Regions from separate parts of the Homo sapiens genome. Here region 1 is linked to region 2. The links are chromatin loops, found by intact Hi-C in ENCODE. Cell type or tissue: natural killer cell. All regions are shown on one strand. Each heading gives the region's core, and the rest is flanking DNA. Links, peaks and the distances in the headings are about the cores only. Region 1 overlaps QRICH2 (glutamine rich 2). Region 2 has its middle 3.6 kb from the start of RHBDF2.

Region 1 (10,786 bases), core at 2,309-4,808, 210 kb after region 2:
ATCCCAGCACTTTGAGAAGTCGAGGGGGGCGGATCACTTGCGTTCAGGAGTTCGAGCCCAGCCTGGACAACATGATGAAACCCTGTCCCTACCAAAAATACAAAAATTAGGTGGGTGTGGTGGTGCACACCTGTAATCGCAGTTACTCAGGAGACTGAGGCAGAAGAATCGCTTGAACTCGGGAGGCGGAGGTTGCAGTGAGCTGAGATCTCACCACTGCACTCTAGCCTGGGCCACAAGAGCAAGAACTCCATCTCAAAAAAAAAAACAAAAGTAGGTAAACTGGAAAGACTAACCAGTCAGTCATGCAGTGCCTCGGGAGGAAAAAGGGGACAGTATGCGCTTCTTGTGGCTGTTCCAACAAATGACCAGAGACCGATCTGTGTGGCTTAAAACCACACAGATCTGTTATCTTACAGTTCGGGAGGACACAAGGCCAGTACCAGTTTCACTGGGCAGAAGTCAAGGTGTTGGCAGGGCTGGTTTCCTCTGGCAGCTCTGGGGGGAGAATCCATTTCCTGGTCATTTTCAGCCTCTAAGTGTGGCTGGCAGCCCCTGGTTCTGGCCATATCAGCTTCAGCCTCCTTCTTGTAAAGACCTTTGTGACTTCATCACTGCATCCACCCGGATAATCCGGGATACTCCCTCCGTCTCAAGATCCTTAATTGTACCTGCAAAGTCCCTTTTACCACGTAAGGTAATGCTCCCAGGTTCAGGGGATGGGGACATGGATATCTTTGGGAGTTTATATTCAGCACACCATAGTGACTAAAACCAAAATAATGGTTTTTCAGAACAAACACCTTGAAGTCCTAGACAAATGGACATGACAGCTACAGAGGTGGGGGTGGGGTGGGGGGGAAACGGGGTCCTAGAAAGGTCGGTACAGTTTTCATTAAGGGCATCAGATGAGACTCCTGTCATTTCTGAGGATGACAGGAATTATAAATAATGAGTGCCGGCCGGCGCGGTGGCTCACAGCTGGAATCCCAGCACTTTGGGAGGCTGAGGTGGGGGATCACCTGAGGTCAGGAGTTGGAGACCAGCCTGGCCAACATGGTGAAACGCCATCTCTACTAAAAATACAAAAATTAGCCGGGTGTGGTGGCACATGCCTGTAATCCCAAGCACTTGGGAGGCTGAGGCAGGAAAATCATTTGAACCCGGGAAACGAAGTTGCAGTGAGCTAAGATCGTGCCACTGCACTCCAGCCTAGCTGACAGAGTGAGACTCTGTCTCACACACACACACACACACACACACACACACACACACACACACACAAAATTAGCCAGGTGTGGTGGCAGGAGCCTGTAATCCCAGCTACTTGGGAGGCTGAAGCAGGAGAATCTATAGAACCTGGGAGGCAGAGGTTGCAGTGAGCCGAGATTGCACCACTGCAGTCCAACCTGGGTGACAGAGTGAGACCCTGTCTCAAAAAAAAAAAAAAAAATTATAAAACACCACCAACTCTAAGATACATCCTGATTTCAGAGATGTTAAAATGTATGTGTGGGTGTCGGGGCAGGATGTCCATCTTAGAATCAGTGAATGTATTTTGAGTCCCAAATGGACTTCTTCATTTTTTTTGAGACAGAGTCTCTGTCGTCACCCAGGCTGGAGTGCAGTGGTGTGATCTCGGCTCACTGCAACCTTCCCCTCTGGGGCTCAAGCAATCCTCCTGCCTCAGCCTCCCCGGTAGTTGGGACCACAGGTGCGTACCACCATACCTAGCTAATTTTTGTATTTTTAGTAGAGACAAGGTGTTGTCATGTTGCCCAGGCTGGTCTCAAACTCCAGAGCTCAAGTGATCCACCCGCCTCGGCCTCCCAAAGGGCTGGGATTACAGGCATGAGCTACCGCCCTGGCCTATCATATATTTTGTTCAAGATTTTGGCTCATTTGTTGTAATGTTAGGGCATGTTAAAGAAAAAATATTTTTGAGACAGTCTTGCTCTGCTGCCCAGGCTGGAGTGCAGTGGTACCATAAGGGCTTACTGCAACCTCGACCTCCTGGACTCAAGTGATCCTCTCACCTCAGCCTCCTGAGTACCTGGGACTACAGGTGCATGCCACCACACCTGACTAATATTTTGCATTTTTGAGACAGAGTCTTGCTCTGTTGCCCAGGCTGGAGTGCAGTGGCATGATCTTGGCTCACTGCAACCTCCACCTCCCGAGCTCAAGTGATTCTCCTGCCTCAGCCTCCCGAGTAGCTGGGATTACAGGTGCCCACCACCACGCCCGGCTAATTTTTTTGTATTTTTAGTAAAGATGGGGTTTCACCGTGTTGGCCAGGCTGGTCTTAAACTCCTGACCTCGGGTGATCTGCCTGCCTTGGCCTCCCAAAGTGCTGGGATTACAGGCGTGAGCCACCATGCCTGGTCATATTTTGTATTTTGTAGAAAGGTTTTTGCCATGTTGCCCAGGCTGGTCTCAAACTCCTGGCCTCGAGCAGTCTGCCAGCCTTGGCCTCCCATAGTGCTGGGATTGAGCCACTGCACCCAGTCTCAATCCTGGCCCTCTACTCATGATGCAGGCACACCGCACAATTTCCATAAAGTCACCACTGTCTGCCAAAACCCATAATGGAGGTTAACACCCAGTTTCAAAATCTTTATTTTACGTTTATGCTAAAGGACTCTACCAACCATGCAGGCAGGTCAAATTGGTCTCAGGTCATATTTGTCTCAGGTGTGTTGTATGTGCTTACCTGGGGCTAGTGGCACTCCCCCACTGCTTTCATCCTGGTCTGTGCGAGGGCTGAAGTGGCCATTACCAGAGCTTGTTCTCTTGCTTCTCAACAATCTTTTAATATTTATATTTATCTTTATTTGCTTTTGGAGTTGTTCATAATTATGAGCAGTAATCAAACGCACATGCTTTCTTACCTCTGGAGAAGTAAAAATGTTTAAAGGTGTCTATGCTTATGTGTAAGTCTCATGGTGTCTGCCGCCATCACCCTGAGAAGATGTACTGCTCGGTAAAAACAGTACGATAGTGGCATGTGCAAAAAAGATTTGGCTTGGCCAGGTGCGGTGGCTCACGCCTGTAATTCCAGCACTTTGGGAGGCCGAGGCAGGCAGATCACAAGGTCAAGAGATCGAGACCATCCTGACCAACATGGTGAAACCCCGTCTCTACTAAAAATACAAAAAGTTAGCTGGGCGTGGTGGTGTGTGCCTGTAGTCCCAGCTATTCGGGAGGCTGAGGCAGGAGACTCGCTTGAAACCACCGGAAGGCGGAGGTTGCAGTGAGCCGAGATCGCATCACTGCACTCCAGCCTGGGCAACAAGAGCGAAACTCCGTCTCAAAAAAAAAAAAGGTTTGGCTTTAAAAAAGTGAAAGTGGAGGCCACTTTTTTCTAGTCCATTCCTTTTGTGTTCAGGGTCCTCTTGCAATATCGTTTAGTTTTGTTTTTTGAGACAGTCTTGCTTTGTCGCCCATGCTGGAGTGCAGTGGCGCAATCTTGGCTCACTGCAACGTTCACCTCCTGGGTTCAAATGATTCTCCTGCCTCAGTCTCCCGAGTAGCTGAGATTACAGGCGCCCACCATCACGCCCAGCTAATTTTTGTATTTTTACTAGGGACAGGGTTTCACCATGTTGTCCAGGCTGGGCTCGAACTTCTGACCTCAGGTGATCCGCCCGCCTCGGCTTCCCAAAGTGCTAGGATTACAGGCTGGAGCCACCGCGCCCGGCCCCTCTTGCAACATCTTTCTGATGCCGCTTTCCTCTGAGAATGAGCCCTGAAATCAGAAAATGGTCCTGGAGATCCCAGGTTGTCTTTTGTACCCAGATATTTGGCGCTCCCCAAGATGGCCACTTGGTGGCGCCAAAAGCTTTACTCTTCACCCTGCTTCCGTCTACATTTTCAAATGGCCCTCAAAGTTGGCTTGCTTGTTTTGATAACCCACTAGCCCAAAGCCAGCGGGAGGGATGTCAAGACCAAAAGGGAAGTTAAGCCTCATCTTTGAGGGCCATTTGAACATATTCAGCTTGATTTTATTCAGGTGAAGGTAGGTTGGCGATCGGAAAACAATTTGGTCATCTGTACACTGTCTCAAGACAGACAGATGCATGCCTGTGTGCAAAAGTTGCCATCAGCAGAGGGCCCCCTACAGAAGTTTTATTTCCAGGGTCTGTCACCATGGCCCACTAATAAGGAAAGATCCCTGCATTTCAGGACAGACTGTAAAGAAAGTTTGAAAAGCTACAAAAGCAAATAAAAACTACACTCAGGGCCGGGCGCTGTGGCTCACACCTATAATTCCAGCACTTTGGGAAGCCGAGGCAGACGGATCACTTGAGGTCGGGAATTTGAGACCAGCCTGACCAATATGGTGAAGCCCCATCTCTACTAAAAATATAAAAATTAGCCGGGCGTGGTGGCATGCGCCTGTAATCCCAGCTACTCGGGAGGCCGAGGCAGGAGAATCGCTTGAACCCGGGAGGCAGAGGTTGCAGTGAGCCGAGATCGCGCCACTGAACTCCAGCCTGGGCGACAGAGCGAGACTCTGTCTTAAAAAAAAGACAAAGAGGTCAGACATGGTTGCTCACGCCTTTAATTCCAGTACTTAAAGTCAAGGCGGGAGAAGTGCTTGAGGCCAGGAGTTTGAGACCAGCCTAGGCAACATATTAAGACCCCGTCTCTACAAAAAGTTTTTAAAAGGTCACGTGGCCGGGGGCAGTGGCTCATGCCTGTAATCCCAGCACTTTGGGAGGCTGAGGCGGGCGGATCACCAGGTCAGGAGATCAAGACCATCCTGGCTAACACGGTGAAACCCCGTCTCTACTAAAAATACAAAAAAATTATCCGGGCGTGGTGGTGGGCGCCTGTAGTCCCAGCTACTCGGGAGGCTGAGGCAGGAGAATGGCGCCGGGAGGTGGAGCTTGCAGTGAGCCGACATTGCACCACTGCACTCCAGCCTGGGTGACAGAGTGAGACTCCGTCTCAAAAAAAAAAAAAAAAAAAATTAGCCAGAAAGCCAGGCAGCGTGGCTCATGCCTGTAATCCCAGCACTTTGGGAGGCTGAGGTGGATGGATCACCTGAAGTCAGGAGTTCAAGACCAGCCTGGCCTACATGGTGAAACCCCATCTTTACTGAAAAATTCAAAAAATTAGCCGGGCATGGTGGTGCGTGCCTGTGATCCCATCTACTCAGGAGGCTGAGGCACTGGAAACTTGGAGGCGGAGGTTTCAGTGAGCTGAGATTGTGCCACTGCACTCCAGCCTGGGTGACACAGCAAGACTCTGTCTCAAAAAAAAAAAAAAAAAAAAAAAAAACAGATTCCTAAGTAGTCCTAGCTACTTGGGAGGCTGAAGGGGGAAGATTGCTTGAGCCCAGGAGTTAAAGGTTGCAGTGAGCTGTGATCATGCCACTGCACTCCAGACTGAGTGACAGAGTGAGACCCTGTCTCTAAAGTGTGTGCTTGTGTGTGTGTAGCCATAATAACTGTTTTAATATCCATCTCTGCTAATTCTAACACATATGCCAGTGTTGAGTTGGTCTCAGTTGGTTGAGTTATCTCCTCATTATGGGTCATGTCTTCCTGCCTCTTTGTATGCCTGGCAATCTTTGATCAGGTGCCAGCCATTGTGACTTTTCCTGCATTGGATGGTACATATTTTTGTATTTTTTTTTTCTTTTGAGATGGAGTCTTGCTGTGTCGCCCAGGCCGGAGTGCAGTGGCACAATCTCTGCTCACTGCAATCTCCGCCTCCTGGGTTCAAGCGATTCTCCTGCCTCAGCCTCCTGAGTAGCTGGGATTACAGGTGTGTGCCACCATGCCTGGCTAATTTTTGTATTTTTAGTAGAGACGGGGTTTCACCATGTTGGCCAGGCTGGTTCCGAACTCCTGCACTCAGGTGATCCTCCCGCGTTGGCCTCCCAAAGTGTTGGGATTACCGGTGTGGGACACCACACCCGGCCATATTTTTGTATTCTTATACATTTTATTGAGCCTGTTTCCCCCAGGACACAGCTACTTAAAAACAGTTTGATTGCTTCAGGCCTTGCTTTTATGATTTTATGATTTGTTAGGTGGGTCCATAGGTGTGTTCAGTCTAGGGCTGATTATTCTCCATTTCTGAGGCAACACTTTTCTGAGTACACTCTGCTCTGTGCTACTTGAATGATGAGTTTTTCCAAACTGGTTGATAAGAACAGGCACCATTTCCAGCCCCATGGCAGGCAGGGCACTGCTTCTTCAAGCCCTGCAGGTGGTTCTTTCCCCAATCTTGGGACGTCTCCCCACATGCATGTACTCATCAAATGCGTGCTCATCACTCGGAGGGGATCCTCCACAGACCTCTGGAGTGGGAGTGGGCTTTCTGTCATCTCCCTTCTTTCTGGTTATTTTTTTTTTTTTTTTTTTTTGAGACAGAGCCATGCTCTGTTGCCCAGGCCGGAGTGCAGTGGTGTGATCTCAGCTCACTGCAACCTCCGCCTCCTGGGTTCAAGTGATTCTCCTGCCTCAGCCTCCCAAGTAGCTGCGACTACAAGCATGTGCCACTGTGCCTGGCTAACTTTTGTATTTTTAGTAGAGATGGGGTTTCGCCTTGTTGGCCAGGCTGGTCTCAAACTGCTAACCTCGGGTAATCCACCCACTGAAAGTTCTGGGATTACAGGCATGAGCCACCACGCCTGGATAACTCCCTTCTTTCTGATACTCTATCCTGTGACCTTCAGTTGCCTGAATCTCCCTGAATGCTCACTTCTGTCTCCTCAACTCAGAGAGTCTGCCAGACTCCACCTCAATTCCCCCTCCCTGCACTGCAGTCTGGAAACTCCAGCAAGGCAGCAAGCCAGGGTGATACAGGCTTCCCAGTTTTCCTTTCTCCACCGCTTGGGGATTATTGTCCTTCATAACTTGATATCCAGTATGTAGGAAACCACCGTTTCATAGCTGTTGTTGGGTTTGTTTGTTTTTTTGAGATAGAGTCTCACTCTGTCTCCCAGGCTGGAGTGCAATGGTGCTATCTCGGCTCACTGCAACCTCCGACTTCTGGGTTCAAGCAATTCTCCTGCCTCAGCCTCCTAAGTAGCTGGGATTACAGGCATGTGCCACCACACCCAGCTAGTTTTTGTATTTTTAGTAGAGACGGGGTTTCACCATGTTGGTCAGGCTGGTCTTGAACTCCTGACCTCATGATCCACCCACATCGGACTCCCAAAGTGCTGGGATTACAGGCGTGAGCCACTGCGCCCAGCCTCAGTTTTGTTTTTTCTTGTCACAGACAGGAGGGTAAATCCAGCCCCTGTTAACTTCATCTTGGCTGGAAATGGCAGTGGTTCATTCTTCTTTTTCATGGATTCATAGCATCTACTGTATTGGTGACCAGAAATATCTCAGTCCCTTATTGATGATCTATTTTATCAAGATGCTGCAGACCCCATCATTGTATGTATAGCTTGGCATCCTTTGGTGAGGATTCATAGAGAAAATTCCTGTCTATGGAGTTTCTGGGTCCATGGGTTTGCATGTTTACATTTTATTTATTTATTTCTTTTTGAGATGGTGTCTCGCTCTGTTGCACAGGCTGGAGTGCAGTGGCGTGATCTCGGCTCACTGCATCCTCTGCCTTTTGGGTTCAAGTGATTCTCCTGAGTAGCTGGGATTACAGGTGTGCAGTACCACACCTGGCTAATATTTTATATTTTTAGTAGAGACCAGGTTTCACCATGTTGGCCAAGCTGGTCTTGAACTCCTGACCTCAAATGATCCACCTGCCTTGGTCTCCCAAAATGCTGGGATGACAGGCGTGAGCCACTGTGCCCAGCCTATACATTTTAAATATATGGTTTACATGCATTCCAGTATACACTTTTATCAGCAGCAATGGGTCAACAATGGAGCAAACTTTATATTTTATTTTATTTTATTTATTTATTTTTTGAGATGGAGTCTTGCTCTGTCACCCAGGCTGAAGTGCAGTGGTGCGATCTCAGCTCACTGTAACCTCTGCCTCCTGGGTTCAGGCGATTCTCATGACTTGTCCTCCCAAGTAGCTGGGACGACAGGCACGTGCCACCACACCCAGCTAATTTTATTTATTTATTTATTTATTTATTTATTTATTTGTTTTTAGTAGAGACGGGGTTTCATCATGTTGGCCAGGATGGTCTCAATCTCTTGACCTTGTGATCTGCCCACCTCGGCCTCCCAAAGTGCTGGGATTACAGGCATGAGCCACCGTGCCAGACCCAGACTTTATATTTTAAACTTAATAAATTACTTATGTCCTTTATTTAAAGGCTAAGCAAAAGTCCAGAGAGATCACTTGTATTTTGCAGTTTTCCCCATCTTTTATGAAGAAAAATTACACTTTTTTTTTTTTTTTTGAGAAGGAGTCTCACTCTGTCACCCAGGCTGGAGTGCAATGGTGCAATCTCGGCTCACTGCAACCTCCACCTCCCGGGTTCAAGCGATTCTCCTGCCTCAGTCTCCTGAGTAGCTGGGATTACAGGCATGCACTATCACACCCAGCTAATTTTTGTATTTTCAGTAGAGATGGGGTTTTGCCATGTTGGCCAGGCAGGTCTCAAAGTCCTGACCTCAAATGATCCACCCGCCTTGGCCTCCCAAAGTGCTGGGACTATAAGCATAAGCCACCGCACCTGGCCACAAAAATTACATATTTTTGTACATGCCATTTTCAAATATGCAGAGTCTCAAAAATATGGAGACCTAGCCTCCCAGAACGTCAGTGTGTTTCTTTTCCTTTTCTTTTTTTTGAGATGGAGTTTCACTCTTGTCACCCAGGCTGGAGCACAATGGCACAATCTCACGGCAACCTCCATCTCCCAGGTTCAAGCAATTCTCCTGCCTCAGCTTCCTGAGTAGCTGAGATTACAGACACATGCCACCACGCCTGGCTAATTTTGTATTTTTAGTAGAGATAGGGTTTCACCATATTGGTCAGGCTGGTCTCGAACTCCTGATCTCAAGTAATCCACCCGCCTCGGCCTCCCATCAGTGTGTTTCTTTATGTCAAGCTTAGCTTTTAGGACCAGAGGGCTTTTTTCTCCAGGGGCCCTAAATCATCCTAGTCAGAACTTCCAGATTTCCTTTCTTCCCACTCTGATAGTGAATATTTTGACTGTTATTGATTTCCTTCTTCCTCTCCAACCAGGGCTCAGAAACACTTATGGGATTTTCTAAGCACGGAGGGTTCACTTCCTTAACATCACCTGAAGGGACTCTAAGCGGAGACTCTACCAAGCAACCAAGTATTGAGCAGGCTCTGGATTCTGCCAGTGGTCTTGGCCCGGATCGGACTGCATCAGGATCTGGTGGCACAGCACACCCCTCTGATGGGGTTTCCAGTAGGGAACAAAGCAAGGTCCCCTCTGGTACTGGGAGACAGCAGCAGCCGAGGGCCCGTGATGAAGCTGGCGTGCCACGACTCCATCAGTCTTCTACATTCCAATTCAAATCAGACTCAGATCGTCACAGGAGTAGAGAGAAGCTTACCTCGACACAACCAAGAAGAAATGCACGTCCTGGTCCAGTTCAACAGGACTTACCCTTGGCCAGAGACCAGCCCAGTAGTGTGCCCGCTAGCCAGAGTCAGGTCCATCTAAGGCCAGATCGTCGTGGGTTAGAACCAACTGGCATGAATCAGCCTGGATTAGTGCCTGCTAGCACTTACCCACATGGTGTGGTACCCCTCAGCATGGGTCAGCTTGGTGTGCCACCACCTGAAATGGATGATCGGGAATTGATACCATTTGTCGTGGATGAGCAACGTATGTTGCCACCATCAGTACCTGGCAGAGACCAGCAAGGATTGGAACTACCTAGCACAGACCAACATGGTCTGGTTTCAGTCAGTGCATATCAGCATGGTATGACATTTCCTGGCACAGACCAACGCAGTATGGAACCACTTGGCATGGATCAGCGTGGATGTGTAATATCAGGCATGGGTCAGCAAGGACTAGTACCCCCTGGTATAGACCAGCAAGGATTGACATTGCCTGTCGTCGATCAACATGGCCTGGTTCTACCTTTTACAGACCAGCATGGTTTGGTATCACCTGGTTTGATGCCAATTAGTGCAGATCAGCAAGGTTTTGTGCAGCCCAGTTTGGAAGCAACTGGCTTCATACAACCTGGCACAGAGCAGCATGATTTGATCCAGTCTGGCAGATTTCAGCGTGCTTTGGTGCAGCGTGGTGCATATCAGCCTGGCTTGGTCCAACCTGGTGCAGATCAGCGTGGTTTGGTCCGGCCTGGAATGGATCAGTCTGGTTTGGCCCAACCTGGTGCAGATCAGCGTGGTTTGGTCTGGCCTGGAATGGATCAGTCTGGTTTGGCCCAACCTGGTAGAGATCAGCATGGTTTGATCCAGCCTGGCACAGGTCAGCATGATTTGGTCCAATCTGGCACAGGTCAGGGTGTCTTGGTACAGCCTGGTGTAGATCAGCCTGGCATGGTCCAACCTGGCAGATTTCAGCGTGCTTTGGTGCAGCCTGGTGCATATCAGCCTGGCTTGGTCCAACCTGGTGCAGATCAGATTGATGTGGTGCAACCTGGTGCAGATCAGCATGGTTTGGTACAATCTGGTGCAGATCAGAGTGATTTGGCTCAACCTGGTGCAGTTCAGCATGGTTTGGTCCAACCTGGAGTAGATCAGCGTGGTTTGGCACAACCTCGTGCAGATCATCAGCGTGGTTTGGTCCCACCTGGTGCAGATCAGCGTGGTTTGGTCCAACCTGGTGCAGATCAGCATGGTTTGGTCCAACCTGGAGTGGATCAGCATGGTTTGGCACAACCTGGTG
Region 2 (5,858 bases), core at 1-2,500:
GACTGTCTTTGGGAGGTGACCTAGAGCCACTGGAGATCCTGGAACAGGAGCAGTGGTGGCCACAGAGCTGGCAGCCTGTGCAGGGTGGACTAGGGAAGGCATGGAGGCCACCCCGGGCTTACGCCTGAAGCAACCAGGGCAGCGGAAGAAACGGAAGGAGATGTGTGGATGGGCTGGTAGGACTGTAGCTGGTTGCTGTGGAGCAGGGGCAGAGAGGACCTATGATCAAGAAGTTAAAACTGTCAGACGCAGTGGCTCACACCTGTAATCCCAGCACTTTGGGAGGCCAAGGCAGATGGATCACTTGAGCCTAATAGTTCAAGACCAGCCTGGGCAACATAGCAAAACCCCATCTCTACAAAAATATAAAAATTAGACGGGTTTTATTTTTTTGTAGAGATGGCATCTGGCCACGTTGCCCAGGCTGAGCTCAAACTCCTGGACTCAAGTGATCCTCCCGCCTCAGCCTCCCAAAATGCTGGGATTATAGATGTGGGCCACCTTGCCCAGCTGTTTGGCTTTTAACTTTGTCTACAGTGCCTTTTGTGGCACGGAAATTGGTGGCATTTATGTCAATCTGTCAATCTTCTGGTTTATGGCTTCTGGATGGCATGTCTTTCTAGGGTGGCCTCAGTATTCCAAAGTTAAGTAACTTGCTTAATCTCACAAGCTAATTAGTGATGAGCTGGGTGTACCTGAACATTTGCATGCCCCCGAGGCCAGCGCCCTTCCCCCGGGCCTCACTCTCCTCCCAGGGTGACTGAGGCCTCCAAGGTTGGGGAGGGAAGATACAGCAGTGATGGGCGCCTGAAAAATGAGCACAGCTGGGCTGAGCAGGTGACAGGGGCTCTGGAATAGCTTTCAAAGTCCATTCCCAAGGGCTAATGGGAATGACCGAGCCCTGGCTGAGACTAGGATGACCCAGTGGAGGGCTGACAGTGGGGTGAGAACACTGGTGAGGAGCAGCCTGCTGGGAGGGAGGTGGAGATGGATTTCAAGGGCACCATGGGGGAAGGAATAGCACCAGGAGGAGATAGCTGAAAAGTATCTCTGGGCCTAAGGAGTCTGACCACATCCGCCTCCTCCCCAGCACCCAGGAATGCCAGGCACCCTGGCTTCTCCCCTGGTGGCAGGCAGCTCCCAAGGTGCCTAAGGGTCTGGTGGCCCATGAACCCTTGGAGAGAGGTCACTCACTGGTGCCCTCCCCGGCATGTCGTAAAGGCAGGCAGGGTGGCAAGGAGAGGCGTTACAGAGGCTTTGGCATCTTGCTAACCACTGACGAGTCCTGTTGAGAGCGAGCCTGTGCCTCTGTGCCCTTAACCTTCAGGCTGGACTGCCAGGGTATCTGGTGAGAAAGCAGGTGGCGGGGAGCACTAAGACTGCGGCTTCCCCGGGTTCCCCTGACCACGTGGATTCCTTGGCGCGGTACCTCTTCTCGCCACCAGATGGCGATCCCGCATCATCAATCTCTGCGGCCAGGCGGGCAAGATCCTGTGGTTCCTTTCTCTGGGGCTCCCACCTGGGCCCACTCCCGCTGCCGACTCTCCCTGCTGGAGGCCTGGGGGTAAGGGGAGGTAAATCCAGAGCATATATGGAGAGGAAGTCTGGGGGCTTGTGTCAGCTAAATTCCGAAGAGAGGGGATGCCCTTCTCATCCCTCCCTCTACTCTGCTCCCCCAGCCACTCCCCTGCTCCCTCTCACCTGGCCTCCCCACCTTTGCCCAAACCCATCTGTCCTGAGCACAGCCAGAATGGCCCTTCCAAAAGATGGGAATGGTCCACCGGAATGGCTGGAAAGAGTATGGGTGTGGGGCCCAGCACCCAGCCCTGCTCTCTCTCACCACCTGTGCGTTCTTGGGCACAGTCCTACACTTCTCTGAACCTTGACAAGGAAGTCAGCATCCAGCATCCTCTCATTCAAAAGATTCACTGTTCCTTTTTTTTTTTTTTTTTTTTTTTTTGAGATGGAGTCTCACTCTGTCGCCCAGGGTGGAGTGCAGAGGCGCGATCTCAGCTCACTGCAGCCTCCACCTCCCAGGTTCAAGCGATTCTCCTGCCTCAGCCTCCCAAGTAGCTGGGATTACAGGCATGTGCGATCATGCCTGGCTAATTTTTGTATTTTTAGTAGAGATGGGGGTTCCATCATGTTGTCCAGGTGGGTCTCGAATTCCTGACCTCAAGTGATCCACCACCGGCTTGGCCTCCGAAAGTGCTGGGATTACAGGTGTGAGCCACCACACCCGGCCGCTCACGTTCTAAAAATGAAAAAAGCTAAACATAGACCCCTAATATTTTACTCCCGTGGACAAATACCAGGGCGTCCTTCAAAGGTGTGTTGTCGGAGCTTTTCTGAGTTTGCTAACTAATGGCTTCAAGACCCTCTGCCCTTTTCTTCCGAGGATCACAAAGTGAGTCTTGAGGGGGTCTCAGGGTGTGCAGTTCCCAGGGTGGGTCCCTCTCTGGGGCATGTTCTCCTGCCTTCCTCTAAGGCAGTACTCACTGAGGACCAACGCTTCTCAATGTCAAACTCTGTCGCTGGTCTTAATTCCACAGCAGCCTCAGTGTCCTCATCTGTAAAGCCTGACCTGCCTATCTGCAGAATTGTTGTCAAGATTTAAAAAATAAAATAGGCTGGGCGCAGTGGCTCATGCCTGTAAACCCAGCACTGTGGGAGGCCGAGGCGGGAAGATCGCTTGAGTCCAGGAGTTCAAGACCAGCCTGGGCAACATAGTGAGACCTCCATCTCTACAAACAATAAAGCAAAATTAGCTGAGTGTGGTGGCCTGTAGTCCCAGCTACTCAGGAGGTTGAGGTGGGAGGATCACTTGAGCCCAGGAGGTTGAGGCTACAGTGATTCCCATTGTACCACTGCACTCCAGCCTGGATGACAGAGCAAGATAACGGCCTCAAAAAATAATAATAGGCCGGGCACAGTGGCTCACACCTGTAATCCCAGTGCTTTGGGAGGCTGAAGTGGGCAGATCACGAGGTCAGGAGATCGAGACCATCCTGGCCAATATGGTGAAACCCCATCTCTACTAAAAATACAAAAAAAAAGGCCAGGCACAGTGGCTCATACTTGTAATCCCAGCACTTTGGGAGACAGAGGCAGGAGGATCACCTGAGGTTGGGAGTTCGAGACCAGCCTGACCAACATGGAGAAACCCCATCTCTACTAAAAATATACAAAATTAGCCAGGTGTGGTGGTGCATGCCTGTAATCCCAGCTACTTGGGAGGCTGAGGCAGGAGAATCGCTTGAACCCGAGAGGTGGAGGTTGTGGTGAGCCGAGATTGCGCCATTGCACTCCAGCCTGGGCAACAAGAGAGAAACTCTGTCTCAAAAAAAAAAAATTAGTTGGATGTGGTGGCGCATGCCTGTAATCCCAGCTGCTCGGGAAACTGAGACACGAGAATCACTTGAACCCAGAAGGCCGAGGTTGCAGTGAGTGGAGATTGCGCCACTGCACTCCAGCCTGGCGACAGAGCGAGACTGCGGTTCAAAAATAAATAAATAATAATAATAAATGAAATAGTGTCTGTGAAAGCATGTTTTAAAGGAGGGGACACAAGCAGAAAATATGAGGGTGCAATTTCCTAGTTGAAGAATGCCTCATGGGCTCCCCCTTGCTTACAGAAGAAAGTAAAAACCCTTATCCAGACACACAGCAGCCTCCACCCTGAGCCCCCGCTGCCTCCCCAGGCTTCTCCTGTCCTCCTCCTCACACAGCCTGCGATGTAGCCAAGCCATAGCACCAGAAGCTTCCCCACCACAGCCAGTTTCCCGGCTGTGTCTTCGTTCTTGTTCTTCCCACTAGAAATCCCTTTCCTTATCCCAATCTGTGAAGATCTTCCCTACACCTGTAGGTCCATAAAAATAAAAAAGCTTAGACGGTGTTTTTCACTTATTCTTTCTTTTTCTTTTCCTTTTTTTTTTTTTTTTTTTTTTGAGACAGAGTTTCCCTCTTATTGCTTAGGCTGGAGTGCAATGGTGCAATCTCAGCTCACTGCAACCTCTGCCTCCCGGGTTCAAGCGATTCTCCTGCCTCAGCCTCCCGAGTAGCTGGGATTACAGGCATGTGCCACCACGCCTGGCTAATTTTGTATTTTTAGTAGAGATGGGGTTTCTCCATGTTGGCCAGGCTGGTCTCGAACTCCCGACCTCAGGTGATCTGCCCGCCTCGGCCTCCCAAAATGCTGGTATTACAGGAGTGAGCCACTGCGCCCGGCCAACAGTGTTTTTCTTTAAGTTATAAAAGTAAAATATGTAAAGTGTAATCCCACCGATTTTGGAGGCCAAAGCAGGATCACTTGAATCCAGGAGTTTGAGGCCAGCCTGAGCGACGTAGTGAGGCCCCCCCCCACCGCCCACCACCATCTCTACAAAAAAAAAATTTAGTTAGCCAGAAAGGATGGCGTGCACCTATAGTCCCAGCTACTCAGGAGGCTGAAGTGGGAGGATCACTTGAGCCCCAGAGGTCGAGGCTGCAATAAGCCATGAGTATACTGTACTCCAGCCTGGGTGACACCAAAACCTTGTCTCAAAACAAAAACAAAGAGTTTAGACAGTGTTTCTCTTTAAGTTATGTAAGTAATATATGCACATGATACAAAATGAAAAGCAAGTGACTCTCTCCCCCTAAACCCCTGCAGGGTTACTCCACAGATATCCTTCCAGAAAGTTTGTATGGATCTACCAACATATATATGTCTGTTCTATTTAAATTTAGGTAAATAGGATTATACTAAACATGCAGCTTGCTTTTTTTTTTTTAACTTACTATAAGTTGGAGATAATTCCTTTCTCAGTACATGGATAGCTGCCTCGTTGCTTTTAACAGCTGTGTGACATTATCACAAGTTATACCCCTGGCCTATTTAACATTCTTCCCTCTCTGGCCTCACAGGTGCGTGTTGCTGCAGCCAAGGCTGTAATCAGCCTCCCTGCACCTATGTGGCCGGGCAGCACGCCATGTTTGCATGGGACAAATCCCTGACACCAGCTTAAGCACCACCATGAATCCCTCCCCTCCTGGGGACTCCTGCAGAGCTTCCAGTAGAGCTCCAGGAGAGAGAACCCAGCTCAGGCATTTGCAGCAGTGTTTGTTAGAGTCTAAAGTCAGATCATGACCGAGTTTAAACCCCAGCTGCTCCCCTCACATCTCCCTCTGCCTCAGTTTTCTCATCCCTAAAATGGGGATGATCATAATGGTACCCACTTCATAGACCTGTACTGCGGATTATACAGACTAAAGCACTTTGGAATGGCTAGCTGCTCTCACCCTTCCTGTTACAGTATTGAGTTCCAACGTCTCCCTGTAGAATGCTGGCACTTCGTGGGCAGGCCCTGGTTTTGTTCCTCTCTGCACATAACCCCAGGATGTGCTGGTTGCACAATAAATGGTCCCTTACATTTGTTACTAGGAGCAACCCCCACCCCAGCTTTGGCCCACTCCCCCTCCTTCCAGCCTGTGCCCTCCTCATGGCCCCAGAGCTGGGGAGGAGAGATGCATCTCTCAGGATAATCTCCAGCAGCCAGGTGCTCCCCACCTCCACCCAGGTCAGCAATAAACACCAGAGTCCTTGGGTTGGGGGGCAGGGTGGCTCAGGAGCTCTCTAAGGGCCAGAGGTTTTGCCTTGGCCCTGACAACCCCACCCCCACCCCTCCAAGCCTGAGTCTCTTCAAACTCTGCTCCTCCTGGCCTAGCCAGGCCTCCTGGAGAGGGACGGCGAGATGATAAGCGCTGGGGCTGAGAACGGGGCATCCAGACCTTGGAGTTCGGTCCTAGCTGCCCTGGCCAAGGTTTTGTTTGTCTAGTCCCAAGAGGCAGGCCCTTGGAGTCCAGGGAAGAGAGAAGGA

What was found. Hi-C counts contacts between places; a loop is a spot of excess contacts. Peaks named below come from ENCODE experiments on the same cell type or tissue, not always from the same donor. Only the 100,000 strongest peaks of a DNase experiment are listed, where the experiment ranks them.
Region 1: a loop joins it to region 2, with 6 times the contacts of the local background. A loop is called at or near these places in 52 of 110 quality-filtered maps.

The regions. Positions count from the first base shown.
Region 1 is chr17:76,292,371-76,303,156 of GRCh38, reverse strand. QRICH2 (glutamine rich 2) reads left to right here. Exons shown (of 19, transcript NM_001388453.1): 4 at 9,136-10,786. Among named protein-coding and RNA genes, the nearest start is that of QRICH2, 11 kb to the left of the region's middle. In natural killer cell, for the core only: CTCF peaks have their summits at 3,609 and 3,810 (motif pointing right); a DNase peak (open chromatin) is centred at 4,099.
Region 2 is chr17:76,502,129-76,507,986 of GRCh38, reverse strand. No RefSeq gene overlaps it. Among named protein-coding and RNA genes, the nearest start is that of RHBDF2, 3.6 kb to the right of the region's middle. In natural killer cell, for the core only: a CTCF peak has its summit at 1,433 (motif pointing right); a DNase peak (open chromatin) is centred at 1,446; H3K27ac peaks cover 556 bases.